Regions from separate parts of the Mus musculus genome. Here region 1 is linked to region 2. Evidence: chromatin loops called from intact Hi-C (ENCODE). Cell type or tissue: left cerebral cortex. All regions are shown on one strand.

Evidence for each region. A loop is a pair of places that touch in the nucleus more often than their neighbours do. Peaks named below come from ENCODE experiments on the same cell type or tissue, not always from the same donor. Only the 100,000 strongest peaks of a DNase experiment are listed, where the experiment ranks them.
Region 1: it touches region 2 in a loop (2.3-fold over the local background); 3 of 42 quality-filtered maps call a loop at or near these places.

Annotation. Positions count from the first base shown.
Region 1 is chr5:122,631,904-122,639,903 of GRCm38, reverse strand. No RefSeq gene overlaps it. Among named protein-coding and RNA genes, the nearest start is that of P2rx7, 8.0 kb to the left of the region's middle. In left cerebral cortex, no CTCF peak of the experiment used is centred here; DNase peaks (open chromatin) are centred at 2,400, 2,758 and 3,393.
Region 2 is chr5:122,704,747-122,712,746 of GRCm38, reverse strand. P2rx4 (purinergic receptor P2X, ligand-gated ion channel 4) reads right to left here and starts at 5,203. Exons shown (of 12, transcript NM_011026.3): 1 at 4,960-5,203. The coding sequence starts at 5,093. In left cerebral cortex, CTCF peaks have their summits at 3,347 (motif pointing left), 4,914 and 5,117; DNase peaks (open chromatin) are centred at 5,045 and 6,563; H3K4me3 peaks cover 1,555 bases; H3K27ac peaks cover 2,005 bases.

The DNA.
Region 1 (8,000 bases), 73 kb after region 2:
TATTTAATAAGGTGTGGACTGTGGCTGGAAACAGGGCCTGCTATGTAATTTTTGAAGTCCCCCTGATTTTAAAAAAAAAATAAAATCAAGAGTTTCAAGATGGCGACAAAGCCACATTGAGTTCCTTTAAGCATGGGTAGGACTTGCTGTGAACACACAGCTCCCACACCCACAAAGCGGATGCATCTGGAAGAACAGAAAGCTGGTCTCTAGGAAGGGAAGTCACTGGTGGAACTCATGGTTAACAAGAGACTTGTCCCCTTTCTTGTAGCTAGTTACCCCCCGCCCCCGCCCCCTCTCTAGCATTTGCTTCTCATTCTTGTTGACAAAGCACCAAATATAAAATCTCCAACTCCAGATTAATGTTCCCTTCTGAGCCCTGAACCCCTGTAGTACCTAGATAGCCCACAGACAAATCACATCTTCAAAACCCTGCACGGGCTTGTAGCTCCACCTAGGCACTTGCCTGTCATAGCTGAGATCCCTGGTTCTAGCACGTGTGCCACCCAAACCCTCCAAACAATCAAAGCCACACTCCCAGCAGAACAAGCATCCTAGTAAGGAGTCATGAAAGCAGGAGAGAGGAGGCAGTCAGAGATTCGCCATGTCCGGTGTAGGTGTGGCTCTGAGGGAAACAGACACAACAGTTGATTATTTGTTGTTGTTGTTGTTGTTGTTGTTGTTTTGTTTTGTTTTGTTTTGTTTTGAGACAGGGTTTCTCTATATAGCCCAGGCTGTCCTGGAACTCGCTCTGTAGACCAGCCTGGCCTCGAACTCACAGATCCACCTGCCTCTGCCTCCTAAGTGCATAGGAGTTGGTCTAAATGGGAGGATATGCAGTCAAGGGAAGATTGGGCAGGGGGCTGATGAGACAGAAGCAATGGAGCCTTTCAAAGAATAAGCTGGCTTGAAAAGTATGTCGTCATTGGTGGTCTATTTCTTTGTGAAGTAGAAAGCCAGGTTGTGATGTGAACAGAGGTTGTAGGATTTGAAGGATGACTTTTTTGGAAAAGGGTGTGTGTGTGTCTGTCTGTCTGTCTGCCTGTGCATGTGGTGTGTGTATGTCTGTCTGTGTGCATGTGGTGAGTGTGTGTGTGTATGTGTGTGTGTGGTGTGTGTGTGTGTGTCTCTGCGTGTGTAGTATGTGTGTGGTGTGTGTGTGTGTGGTGTGTGTGTCTCTGTGTGTGTAGTATGTGTGCTTGTGTGTGTCTGTATGTGTGTAGCATATGTGTCTGTATGTATAGTATGTGTGTGTGTCTGTATGTGTCTGTGTGCATGTGGTGTGTGTGTCTATGTATGTGTGTATGTTTTGCATGTTGCATGTGTGTGGTATGGGTATGTGATGTAAGGCCCAGTTTCTTTAGGGGCACCTGGAGGTTTTCTCTGAGTAACAGATAAAGTTGTCTGCAAAGATAACAGGAAACGGTATCTCTCTGTAGCTATAGGAGTGTCTGAGATGTGGCCTGATCTCCTAAGGACCTATGAATAGCATATGAAGCTAAAATCTCTCCCTGTGCTGAGGCTGCTTTTTTCAATTCCACCTGAGCTCTGTGGTTCTGTCTCTCTGGACACCCACTGTGTGTCTCTAGAACACACGACTTCTCTGCTTTTCAGAAAGCATCATTCCACTGGGCTCTAAGTCCAGATCCACCGACTCCGGGATCCTAGGAAAGCAAACCTGGTTGATTTGGTCATTTCTCCCTGACCAAATCCATTATGACTGCGGATAGGGCCACAGGACAGATGTCATCTGGAGCTACCTGGGGATAAGAACGATGGCGGGTCAGGGGACCCCAGGTCCTCTCTTGGGTAGGAATGCTTTGTGGTTCTTCCAGGCTATTTCCCAGGGCACTAAACCTTACTGGTAAATGCTTATCAGCAGGGACTTGCCCTCAACTGCCTCCACTTTCCCTATCCCCCAGCCCTGACCCCCCTCCCCCCAGGACTTCCCCATTATCTTCCTGTTGTCACTCCCCGAGGAAACTACTGATTCTAAAACCCTTGCTGGTGTGTGCGTAGAGGGAGACCCCTGGCATTATGTGACTTGCTGCTGAGTTTGGAAGCCTCAGGGGAAGCAGCCAGCAGGCCCAGCAGAGGGAATCTAAAGTGTCCTGAGGACACCAGACCATGAGAAGACGCAAGTGGGAAAGGGGGTGGGGGGCGCGGGAGGCGCCTTGCCCTCAGAAGCCATAGGAAGAATGCTGCTCCAATAAGTCAGCGGTCCAATAAGTCAGCGGTCACAGACTTAAGGGCCGGTACAGAGCTTCGTCATAAGCCGCACTTAGTCAAGTGTGGGCAGATAAACCATGGGACCAGACAGAGTCAAGGATTAAGCGCGGTGAGAGTGGGGGCTAGGCGTAGGAGCAAAGCCTACAGCATCTGGGGAGAAAGGATTCATTCACGTCACACACTCTGGAAAGGACAGGCTAGCTGAGTGGTGTGGAGGTGGCTGAAGACGGGGGACTGTGGTACTTGAATTCATCAGGTCTAAGATGTTTAGTTCTAGGAGACAGAGTGGAAACACCAGCAGAGAACTGGTTCAGCTACCCAAGATGGGCTTCTTTGTGTTTCGACTGCTTGCATTTGGGATTAAGGAGAAAATAAAGGTAACAGGTTGTTGCCCTTTGCAATAGCGCGGTGATGACGTCACGAAATGACGTCACCACAGGAGGTTTTTACCTCCCCGCTCCCTCCTGCAGCAGCTGGCGTTGGACTCTTCCTCCTTCCAACTCCGTCCCTGTCAACACTGACGTGGCTGCATTGATGACTGCCCCTCAGGTGTGTCATGTGTCAGCACAGTTCATTGTGGCCGGCCGGCGAGAGCTATGCCAAGTGGTACTTTCCCTACTCTGTGGCTCCGTGGCGGATCCTGGCAGCAATCCTCTCAGCCTTCCCTCCTCCGCCTCTAATCCAGAGTTCTTAGGTCCTGCTGCTCAGCAGTGGCACAAGACTAAGGGGAAACTCTGGATTTAAAAACGCTTTCAAATAACTAGATAAACAAACAAACAAATAAATAAATAAGGCTTTTTGCTGAGTTTTAAGCCTCTCCCACATGTGGCTATTAAAAAAATTATTTAAATAAAATAATATAAAATAAAACCCTAAAAAAGAAAAGAACAAAAATAAATAAATAAATAAAAAAGATAAAATAAAACCCTGAAGTTTTCTGTCACACCAGCTGCACATGCCTAGTGGTTCTCCTTTTAGGCATTGACGGTATAGAAAGTTCTATGGGACATACCAACTAACTACCCGTGCTAGCTGGGAAGGAAAAAGAAGAGAGTTTAGTGTCAGGTCAGTGATGAAGGGGAAGACAGTTCCAAGTCAGGTGACCTCTGTTTTCTGCATGAAGGAAGAGGCAGAGTAGTCCGATGGGAGGGAAGACAGGGGCGGAGGCCGTGGGATGAGAGTACAGAAGAGTCAAAGCTGTTGCTATGGTGAACCGGGGAAGAGAGCCAACAGGGACCACAGGAATTCCAGGGTGCTGTGGAAAACTGGAGACCGTGAATTTGTTATTGCAATGGTCTGCATGGCTGCCCAGGGGACAGGATTGAGCCTTTCCCCGAGGACAACCTAACGGCCCACCAGTGCTTCCCAAAAAGTTGAGTGGCTCTTAGGATTTGTAGCTGTTGGCGCCATCGGGGTATGTTATGGGCATCAACTGCAAGCAGAACCCCAGACACAGGAACAAGAGGAGGACTCTATATCCCTGCTGCCTCTTGCCCCTAAGTCACATTTCTCTGAGTCTCACACCCTTGCTGGCCCCATAATGCAGGGAAGTAAGCTCTAAGTCAACTCAGGCATGGAGAACAGTTTCAATCACTGTCTTCTACCCTCCTCAAATTACCAGTCCCCAGGTGTAATAGACACCCCTCATGGCCCACTCAGAGGCCACTCTTCCTTTCTTGGATAACAGAATCCTCGTTTGTTGTTTGTTTCTGACAAGGTTTCCCTGGGTAACAGTCCTGGATGTGCTGGAACTCACTCTGTAGAACAGGCTGGCCTTGACTCACAGAGATCTGCCTGCCTCTGCCTCCTGAGTGCTGGGATTAAAGGCGTGTCTGGATATTATTTAGTTATTTTTTGAGACAGTGTCTTGCTACACAGCCCAGACAAGCCTTCAACTCCCGATCCAACTCCTGATCCACCTGCCGGAGCCTCCTCAACGCTGAGAGTTCAGTCACGTGCCACCAAACTTGTCCTTTCAGATTCCCCAATTTAATTTGAAGCCCTTGGGAAAGATACCTCTATCCTCCACTCGGTTGTATCAAGCTGGTCCCGTTTAACCTGGATGTGATCGGGTATGAAAGCTCATGGGGCCACTTAAAAAAAACATGAAGGAAATTTTACCATGGGGAGGGGCCTTCTGAAGAAAGATTTTATTCAGAAAAGATCAGGAGAAGAGGCGGGACTTCTGTATCACGTGCTCTGAGTGGCAGAGCAAATAAGAAGGGCTTGGCTGGCGTTGAGTCACGTGACCTTTTTTTTTTTTAAACTTATAGCCAACGTGCTCTGCAGTGTGGTTGTGGCTAGCGCCACTACAGTCTGTGTCACAGGTCCAGCAGGCTACCCTTTCTGTCATCTTCCTCCTAGCAACTTTGCCCTAGAAGTTCTTTGGCACTGAAGCTTCTGATAATTGATAAGATGAGGTTCCATTTTTTTTAAATCCTTTCTTCCTGTCCTGCTTGTAAGGGCCCTGACAGCTTCTTTGTTAGTGTAGCTAGCCTAAAAGAAATCTCACTCTAGTGATGAATGGGTTCCCAACCTCTAACTCCCATAAATCAAAAGAATTTTGTAGTTGTTGGAGACAGGGTCTCTCATTTGCAGCCCTGGCTGTCCTGCAGCCCTGTGTAGACCAAGCTAGCCCTGAATTCAGAAATCCACAAGCCTCTACCGTCCACGCACTGGGATCAAAGGTGTGTACCACGATGCCTGGTTTTTCATTTTATTTTTGAGACAGGATCTGAAGTAGCTCAACCTACTCTCAAACTCCCTATGAAGCTGGAGATTAGTTCAAACTTCGGACCATCTTAGGTCCTACCTACCAAGTACTAGAATTCCAGGCATGTGCCAGCACATGAAGCTTGAATTTATTTTTATTGGGGTGTGTGTCTATGTGTCTTTGTATGTACATGTGTGCTACCGCATGTGTGTGGAAATCAGAGGAGTGGGAGTTGGTCCTTTCTTTCTACCATGTTGGTCTAGGTGACAAATGCAAGCCTTCAGGCTTGGTAGCAAACTCCTTTACCCATGGAGCCCTCTTTCCAGCCCTTGAATTACTTTTAAGTATACAGTGGAGGGCTGGAGAGATGGCTCAGCAGTTAAGAGCACTATCTGCTCTCCCAGAGGTCCTGAGTTCAATTCCCAATGACCACATGGTGGCTCATGACCATCTGTAATGGGACCCAATATACTCTTCTGGTGCATCTGAAGACAGCTACAGTGTAGTCATAAAATAAAAAATAAATCATAAAAAATATAAAATAAGCTGAGCAGTGGTGGCACATGCCTTTAATCCCAGCACTTGGGAGGCAGAGGCAGGTGGATTTCTGAGTTCGAGACCAGCCTGGTCTACAGAGTAAGTTCTAGGACAGCCAGAGCTATACAGAGAAACCCTGTCTAGAAAAACCAAAACAAAACATATATATGAAATAAAAATATCTAATATATATACATATACTCCACTAATATATACATATATATATATATATATATATATATATATATATATATATATATATATATTTGTGATGGTTTGTATATTCTTGGACCAGGGAGTGGCACCATTTGGAGGTGTGGCCTTGTTGGAATATAGGTGTGACCTGGTTGGAGTAGGTGTGTCATTGTGGATGTGGGCTTAAGACCCTCACCCTAGTTGCCTGGAAGTCAGTCTTCCACTAGCAGCCTTTGGATGAAGATGTAGAACTTTCAGCTCTGCCTGTACCATGCCTGCCTGGATACTGCCATGCTCCCACCTTGATGGTAATGGACTGAACCTCTGAATCTGTAAGCCAGCCCCAATTAAATGTTGTTTTTTATAAGACTTGCCTTGGTCATAGTGTCTGTTCACAGCAGTAAAACCCTAACTAAGACAATACTCCACTGTGTATACATACATACATACATACATACATACAGTGAAGTACATTAAGTATGCACACGTTGTTATGCAACCATCAACAACATCTGTCTTCACCCATTTACTGTTGCAATAGCAATGCCTGATACCAGGCAATTTGTAAAGAATAGAAGTCCAGGAGCATGGCCCTGACATCTGTTTGGGGTTTTATGAAGGCTTCCCGCTGCATCAAAACATGGGAAAATGCATCACACAGTGGAAAAGCACACTTGTGTCTCAGATGTCTCCTTGACTCCTTTGTTATCAGATCTTCCTGCGTAGCCCAAGCTGATCTTGACCCTGTCCCCCTTTTGTCTCAGCCTGGTAAATGCTGAGATTATAGATATGAACCACCATGCCTAACTGTTCTGTTGAGACAAAGCCTCGATCTGTAGTCTATCGTGGCCTCAGGTGTAGCCCAGGCTGGCTTTGAACTTGCAACAGTACTGTCTCAGCCTCCTGAATACTGAGATGATAGTGTGAGCTGGCTCACCCAGCTCCTGCTTTTAATTCTTTTAGGTATAAACAACCCCTAGAGGAACTGCTGGATCATGTGGTAATTCTATATTTAAGCTTTGTGGAATGGTAGTTGTTTAATCTACAAAATATATATCCATTATCCATATGTACCTGATGGCAGCTCCTTTTTAACCCTAAAACTTCTCTCTCTCTCTCTCTCTTTCTCTCTCTCTCTCTCTCTCTCTCTCTCTGAAACACTTCTGTCTTAGTGAGGAATTGCCAGCTTCATCTCTTTCCCGGATATCCCCAACAGAGACTTGCTCCCAAGCAAGCCTGACCTAAGTGCAGCTTCTCTCCTCTTTTCTGTGAAGTGCCATCCCCTACCGCCCCACCTTAGCATAATAAATCCTCATAGTGTGACACAGGATTACCACCAGTTACATACACTCGAGTCACTTAACAATGCAAACTCATTCTGCGTAGACAGACAGCACCTTCATGCCAGTGACCTTGACTCTCATGGGCCTGTGTTGTGGGTCTCCATCAGAGAGGTCTCAAGAGACCCAGACCAAAGGGAGAAGCCAATGGAATAGGCTGGAGCTACGGTTAAGTTACCAGGCCATGGTACTGCAGGAAAAGGCAGGATCAGTGAACAGGAAGAGAGATGAGCGCCAAGGAACAGGTCAGGGGGCTAAGCTCAGAATGTGTGTGTGTGTGTGGGGGGGGGGCTCAAGAATAAGAAGTGGAAAGAAACCCTTGATCCTGACTCCTGCTGAAGAGGAGAGGGTGTGGCCGCCGAGCCCAGGGCTTTGTGCTTTCCCACCCAACTCATTGCACCTGTGGTGGTTTGTATACGCTTGGTCCAGGGAGTGACACTATTAGGAGGTGTGGCCTTGTTGGAGTAGGTGTGTTACTGTGGACGTGGGCTTTGAGACCCTCATCCTAGCTGCCTGGAAGCCAGCCTTCTCCTAACTGCCTTCAGAACAAGAGGTGGAACTCTCAGCTCCTCCTGCACCATGCCTGTCTGGATGCTGCCATGCTCCTGCCTTGATGATAATGAACTGAACCTCTGAACCTGTAAGCCAGCCCCAGTTAAATGTTGTCCTTCTAAGACTTGTCTTGGTCATGGTGTCTCTTCACAGCAGTAAGACCCTAACTAAGACAGTTCCCATTAAAGTCTTTCTTCTCACTGCCCATCTTATGGACTCAAGCCGTTCCCCAGGTACTTACACCCATCATCTCTCTTGCTTTTTGCTTACCCACCCCCCAGTAACACTCTCCCACTTAGCATCTACATGCCCTGACCGTTGCCTTCCCTTTAGGCTCTACCTACCACTCAGCAGCAGCTCTGATGAAGAGCAAGTTGAATATCTGTATTGTTTCTCTGAAATGCACATTTTAAATCTCAAGTGTCCCTGGGGTT
Region 2 (8,000 bases):
GACAGAGCTTCTCTGTGTAGCCCTGGCTATCCCGGAACTCATTCTGTAGACCAGGCTGGCCTCGAACTCACAGAGATTTGCCTACCTCTGCCTCCCAATTGCTGGGACTAAAGGCATGCACTTCTACATCAGGCTAGCAAGCACTTTTTCAGACATAGTCTTGCTATGTAGACCATGATGGTATTTACTAGATAGCCCAGGCTGGCCTTGAACTTAAGATGACCCCCCCTGCCTCAGTCTCCCAAGCATGCACCATGTTCTGCACTGGGAATTTGTGTTTGTGACTGCATATATAGACCAGAGAGCAGCCTCAGGTGTTCTTGCTCCAAAGACATCCACTTGGGTTTTGATATGGCAGTTTTTTTTTAAAGATTTATTTATTTATTTATTATATGTAAGTACATTGTAGCTGTCTTCAGACACTCCAGAAGAGGGAGTCAGATCTCGTTACGGATGGATGTGAGCCACCATGTGGTTGCTGGGATTTGAACTCTGGACCTTCGGAAGAGCAGTCCGGTGCTCTAACCCACTGAGCAGTTTTATCACGTAGCTCTGGATGGCCTGGAATTTCCTATGTAAATCAGTCTGGTCTTGAACTCCCTAAAATCCACCTGCTTCTGCCTCCTGAGTGCTGGGATTAAGGACATGTGCCACCCCCATGGCTGGCTTCCACCTTGTTTTTCTGAGACAGGATCTTACTGGGGCTGGATGATTAGATTAGCCATCGAGCCCCAGGGACCTGTGTCTGCCTCCCCAGGGCTGGGATTACAGGTGTGTGATCCAGCACCTTGTTCTGGGGGTCCAACTCTGGTCCTCCAGCTTGTGCTTTGAGGACTTCACTGTCTGAGCTCTCCTCACCCCCTCGGGAAACTTTTACAGTCCTGTGTTCCTTTTTCCTAGGAATTCTATTCAGGTCATCTTCTTCTGCTCCTTCCTTCTGAAGTAAGGGCATTGCTGCTGGCCTGATTAACTACAAACCTGAAGGTTCCTGTGTGAGTGCTGGGGTCACTGGGTCACTTAACTGCTCTGCGTCTCAGCTTGTCCTGCCTTTACACTGAGAAGGATAACAGGACTTCACAGGATTGCAGTGAGATAAGTTAATAAGGCAAGGGTAATACCTTACTTAATCAGTGCAGAGCAATCTAAACACTGCCAAGAGCTGATGTCACATTGCTACAGAACACCAGTCTATGTTGTTTCAGATACACCCTCAAAAGACTTCAGAAATAGGTATTGTTTTTACCTTTTCTATTTTTTCTTTTCTTTCTTTCTTTCTTTTTTTTAAAAAAGATTTACTTGTTTATTTTATATTGTATATGAGTACACTGTAGTTGTCTTGTCTTCAGACACACTAGAAGAAGGCTTCAGATGACATTGCAGATGGTTGTGAGCCACCATGTGGTTGCTGGGAATTGAACTCAGGACCTCTGGAAGAGCAGTCAGTGCTCTTAACTGCTTAGCCATCTCTCCACCCCTCTTTCTTCCTTCCTTTCTTTCTTTCTTTCTTTCTTTCTTTCTTTCTTTCTTTCTTTCTTTCTTCCTTCCTTTCTTTCTTTCTTTCTTTTCGACAGGGTTTCCCTTTGTGGCTCTGGCTGTCCTGGAACCTACTCTGTAGACCAAGCTAGCCTTGAACTCAGAGATCCACCTGCCTCTACCTACTCTGTGCTGGGATGAAAGGTATGTGCCACCACTGCCTGGCTCTTGGGTTACTTCCTCCTGGGTTTGTTTGATATAAGCCATCCCCGATCCTCTGCCCATCCTAAAGATGGTTTCTCTCCCACCGAGCCCTCTTCTGCAGGGCGCTAATGATGGAGAGGTGAGGGCAGAAAGACTGTGGGTTTTATGACCCAGTGCACCGAGTTGCTGAATCCAGGAATGAGAGATGACACCATCATCATGGGCTTATTTCCTCATCACATGAGTAAGATCCCTGGGAATTCTGGGCAAGTCTTTCCGCAGAATTCCCTCACGCACAAAGAGATTGCACTTTCACCAAGAGTAATGAAATCAGGAAGTTAACACAGAAAAGCCAGGTGTGATGAAGCGTGCTTATAAAGCCCGGCACTTGGCCGGGCAGTGATGGCGCATGCCTTTAATCCCAGCACTTGGGAGGTAGAGGCAGGCAGATTTCTGAGTTCAAGACCAGCCTAGGTTACAGAAGTTACTGGCCAGATAATCACAGATCTTGTCTTTAAAAAAAAAAAAAAAAAAGAAGGAACAGGAAAACTAATGACATATTTTATGTGGTCCAATATAGGAAAAAAATTGGGGGGGTGGAATAGGGGACGGGATGAGACAGGATTTCTCTGTGTAGCCCCAACTGTCCCAAAACTCACTCTGTAGAACAGGCTGTCCTGGAACTCAGAGATCCTGCCTCTGTCTTCCCGAGCACTGGGATTAAAGACTTGTGCCACCACCACCCTGAGACATCATCAATTTCTAAAGTATTAGACTGGAACTGGACTTGGTAGTGTACACCTGTAATCCCCTCACTTGGAAGGTGGAGACAGGATTGGGAGTCCAGTCTCGTCATCCTTGGTTACAGACTGAGTAGGATAGCCTGGGCTACATGAACCTGTCCTACCCACAAGCCCCACAACCTCCTTGCTGGTGAGATGGTTTCAGCGGGTAAAAGTGATCACCACATATGTCTAAGAACCCGAGTTCCATCCCTGGAACCCACAATAGAAGGAGAGAAGTGACTTCTAAAAGGTGTCCCCTGGCATCCTTGTGTGCTGTGGCATGTTCCCGCACTCATACACAGATACATACCCAAAAATAAAATCAACATTTAAACAAACAATAGCACAAAGCTTGTCTGGTATGCAGAAGGCCTTTGGTACCTCAGGGGAAAAAGTACTGATATGGAATTTTACTTTTTTGGTGTACTATATCAAATATAAAACCTCGTGTGTTTTTTTTGTTGTTTTTGTTTTAGTCTGAGTGCATTTTAATTGAGACAGCTTGAGCATTCAGTGGCTGCATGTGGCCCTCTTCCAATGACAACAGCCACAGAATCTTATGGGTGAACAGATTATCCCAGGAAAACAAAAGCCGAGAGCTCAAAGCTACTGGTGAGCCCCTGATTCCAGATACTCCAATCCAAGTTATTTAGTGAGCTAGCAGCAGGGCTCAGTACTGGAGAGCCCATCCCGAGCACTGGAATTATTCACTCCAGAGACTTAATCTAATCTGCATTTAGATACTGGCCTCTCAGGCTGGAGAGATGGCTCAGCGATTAAGAGCACTGACTGCTCTTCCGAAGGTACTGAGTTCAAATCCCAGCAACCACATGGTGGCTCACAACCCCCTGTAATGAGATCTGACGCCCTCTTCTGGTGTGTCTGAAGACAGCTACAGGTACTTAATAAAAATAATAAATAAATCTTTGGGCTGGAGCAGTCAGAGACTGAGGGAGTGGGTTGACCGGAGCGAGCAGAGGTCCTATATACAATTCTCCACAACCACATGAAGGCTCACAACCATCTGAACAGCTACAGTGTATTCATATACATAAAAATAAAAAAAAATCTTAAAAAAAAAATAGATACTGGCCAGGGGTTTTTCAGGTACTGGTGACTGAATGACTCCAAGGCCTCATGCTAAAGAGGACGTTTTTTGGAGACAGGGGCTCACATAGCTCAGGCGAGCATTCTTCTGCCTCAGCCCCATGAATACTGGGATTGCAGACATACTGATTACTGCCTCCTCCAGCTTCAGCGAGTCTTATCTAGTGTCTACCGCTTCCATATGGTGGAAGCTACAACCTTGTGAGCGGAAACTCCTCTGCATTCTTTTGAATGCCCTTAGGCGGTCTGAACAGATTCCAGACCTAACACCAAAGCAGGAGACCTGTTGATTTATTATTTAGTTGGGACACTGTAATAATTCTGGTTGTCCTGAAACTATGTAGACCAGGCTGGCTTTGAACTCATAGATATCTGCCTACCTGTCTCTCACCAGTGCTAGGATTAAAGGCTGTATCTTAGGCATTCTTAACCATCTCTCTGGGCCATCTCTCCAGCCACCTGTGTACCTATTTCATATACCTAAGGCCACACAAAGCTTTCTCAGGTGAGTGTGGTCAGGCACAGAGGTCTTACAGCTCTGAGTCAGTTTGTGAATTGGCAATCTATCTGTGTTTTTTGTGGATTCCTAAGTGACTCCAATGTGTTGTTTGGGGACCCGTGCTTTAGGCCCTTTAGTAAGAAAACAGATCCACCTGTCACGCTAGCAGCTGTTGACACTCGAATACCTTGAAATTGGGCCCAGGAGGCAAGGTAAGGTTCACCATCTCTCCTGGGGTGTATTACAGCCTTACAGGTGCATCCAATTAAAATTAAACGTTTCATAACGCCTAGTGATGGGAGGGTATATATAAACAGTAATGAAGAGCAGAGTTTAGAATCAAAATCAGGCGGGTACTCATATTCCCAACCAATCCAACAAAACAAAGGAAGTGACCTTGGGACACTTTTGGGAAGTGTGACATCTCAAGGGTACTGGGTTATCAGAAGCTTCTTAAGGTAACAGAAACCACAGACCCAGAAAGTACCGAATGAAAACCACAAGCCTTGGTTTCTGTCCGAGTTTGAAAAGGAACCGAAGAGAAGTCCGTGACGCACAGAGTTAAGCCTTCCCTGCCCTGCCCCTCCACCAAGCCAAGGCGCAGCATGAAGCAAGTCGGGAGGGAAGGATGCGAGAAAGATGGGGTGACAGTCTAGCTAAGACGAGGCTTAGCTCCCAGGACGTCCAGTAGTCCCCAGTGTCCTGTTCAAGCTGGTTCCAGGTGGCTTGGCTAGAGCCCGGCGAGGGCGTGTCGCCGCCCCTTGAACTCGGGGAGGAGGGGCTTGGCCGGCTCAGCTATTGCCCCAGACCCAGAGAGCGAGCAAGGGGGCGCTGCCAGGTCCCGACAGTCTGGGTTGCCCCCAGCCGCGGCCCCTCCCCAGGCCCGCTCACCCAATGACGTAAGCCAGGATGAGCAGCTGCACCACGCGGTTCATGAGCCCCACTTTACGGCTGCGGATGAGCACGATGCGCGGCGTGTCGTACTCGAACAGGAAAGCCCGGAGCACGGAGCAGCAGCCTGCCATGGCTCCGCCGCCCGCTGCTCCGCGTCGTGGCCACCGCGGGTCGCCTTGTCGCTGCCACCACCACCACCGGGTCCGGGCAGCAGCCCCGCCCAGCAGCTCGGCCCGGAAATAGGCGGCGCGCGACCTGAGGAGCGCGTCTCCTCCCCCTCTGCCACCCCAGGGTGACGCCCCAACTCGTGACCCTCTCAAAGGGACGATCTAAAAAGCAAGAGTGGTATAGCACTAAGGGACGAATTACCTCTGGAGCAGGGAGCAAGGTCAGCTCCCGGAGGGACAAGGATAATGACGCCCTCAGGCCTAGGATTGAAAGGCAGACAGTTGAGTTCTGTTGCAAAGGACAGCTCTGCGGTTCAGATATAGGATAACGAGCCGTGCGCCAGGGGAACTTGGATAGGAGTTACATTCCTAGAGGACCCGAGTGCTGAAGAGTCAGTCCCCTGACTGAAGGAGGCAAACTTGATCTGGATGTAGTGGAGGGAGCCCCGCTGTGCTGCTTTATGAAACTATAGGGTGGGTGAATAAGTACCTGGTGTACTAGGATGTCTGCAGAAGTCAGCCACAAATGCCACCATATACCCCTCTTAGGCCTGAAGCCGATCCATGTCCCTACCCCTAGTCAGATAACTGTCGTAGTTGCACCTGAGAGGAGGCAACAGCCAGCACCTGGGGGGTGGGGGGGGGTCCCTGTAGCCATCTTGCTATTGAGAATGGCTTACCGCAAGCTTAGGGAGAATTGGAAAAATTCAAGCCCGTGGGGAGACACCATTGTTAAGGTCACATATATCCATTCCCTTCCGAAGTTTTTTTAATAGGCGTTTTATATTAAGTGTAACAGATACATCCAAGTACCCTTATACCAGGTACTGTCCAGCAAGCATAGTGAGAGCATCTCAGCCCTGTGCAGTATAAATATAGCAGGTAATATACACAAGGCTTGAGGTTCTAATCAGACTCCTCGCGGTTCTTTTCATTTTCTGCTCCATGCATCTTTTATTTCATCTGAGTTAGCTTCAGCTTCTGGTCACTTGGCTCCATGGATCTGAGAGAGCATGGTGGACCTTACAGAAAGGCATGGGGACAAGGTGTGTCTTTCCACCACCAGGTCCCAGGGAATTAGTTATTCCAGCTGGCTTCACCTCCTTTGTACCGCCTCCCAATGCTAAGATAAGATTTGCCGTTATGTCATAGCTCCCAATGTTAAGGTCTCTCAGCATCCAGTCCCCTCTCAGCATTATCTCCCACGTAGGGAAGAAGCCTTCAACACATGAAGGTTTGGGAAGAACTCTTCATACACAAGTCATAGTGCCCTGTTACCAGCGACTCATCACGGGATTTGAATGATTTTGAGTTTTAATCTAAGGCCTAGTGGGAAAACATGCCAGCCTGGTGTGGTGGCACATGCCTGTTATCCCAGCAGTCCGAAAGCAGAGCTGGGAGGATTGGCACAAGTTCAAAGCCAGCCTGGTTTATATACCTAGTTCTAACTATAGAGTGAGACCTTGTTTCCGTCTATAGTCAGTGAGTAGGATAGATGCTGCCAAATTTGACAACCTGAGTTTAATCCCTAGAACATAAGTGGTGGAAAAAAAGAGAACAAACTCCCACGATTGTCCTCCAGCGTGTGCGTGCCCCCCTCCTAGTACATTGTTTGAGAAAATTCTGAGACAAAAGAATAAATATAAGCCATGTGATATTTCCTTAATTCTTCTTGACCACTACTCTCTATGTCTTACTGGGTCATCATCCTGAGTTTCTCACACGCAGGACAAAGGCTCTGGCGTGACATCTCCAGCCCTGACTGCTTCTTATTTTGTAATACCTATTTGATTTTTTTTTCCCAAGACAGGGTTTCTCTGTGTAGCCCTGGCTGTCCTGGAACTCACTCTGTAGACCAGGCTGGCCTCGAACTCAGAAATCCGCCTGCCTCTGCCTCCAGAGTGCTGGGATCAAAGGCGTGCGCCACCATGCCTGGCTTGATTTTTTTTAAATGTATTCATCTTTAAAGGATTTATTTTTAATTATGGGTACTTGTGTGCATGTGACGTGTGTCATGCATATGTGCAAGAGGACACCGGATCTCGTGGAACTGGAGTTGTGGGCAGTTGTGAGCTACTTGATGTGTGTCATGAGTAGTTTTATAAGTCTTACAGTTTTTTTTCTCTATCCCAGCTAGCTTTCAAATAAATGAGACTGAAACTATTAGATTTATTTAATAGGCTTTACAGTATAAGATCTAAGCAGCTCTTAATCTATTCTAATTCTCTAAGGTAATCTGGCTGTCAACCAGCCAAAACCGCCTAGAAACTTGCAGTTTAATATCAGTCTGGCTCTCTCTGCTCCAGTCTGTTCTCATGGTATCTCCTGGACCCTCTCTACTTGGTGAATATTTCTTTCCTTCTCCCCTCACCCCCCAGCCCCCACCGCCACTGGCAGAAGTCCCGCCCTATTCTCTCCTCTAGTCAGTTATTGGTTAATAGAGCTTTTATTGACAAATAGAATAAATGGGGAGCAATGTTTGCACAAATTTGCGACAGCATGTCTTTGAATAAGCATTACAGTACCCTGCTTGCCATGTAACAGATATAAGAGCAAAGAGATCGACATTTGAATATTACAAGAATAATCTTTACACAGTAAACAAAAAATATTATGCCTACAGATGTGGGTGCTGGAAACCAAAACTTGGATTCTCTGGAAGAGTGATAGGCTATTACCAAACCACATCTCCGGCTTTTTATTGGGGGGGGGTTGTACATGCTCATACTGAGGCCAGAAAAGACATCAGATCCCTTGGAGCTGGAGCGTTGTTGTGGGTCACCTGACCTGAGTGCTTGGACTGAACTTTGGTCCTCTGCAGGACTAGCATGTCATCTTAACCACTGAGCCAGTTCTTCAGCCCCCACATCT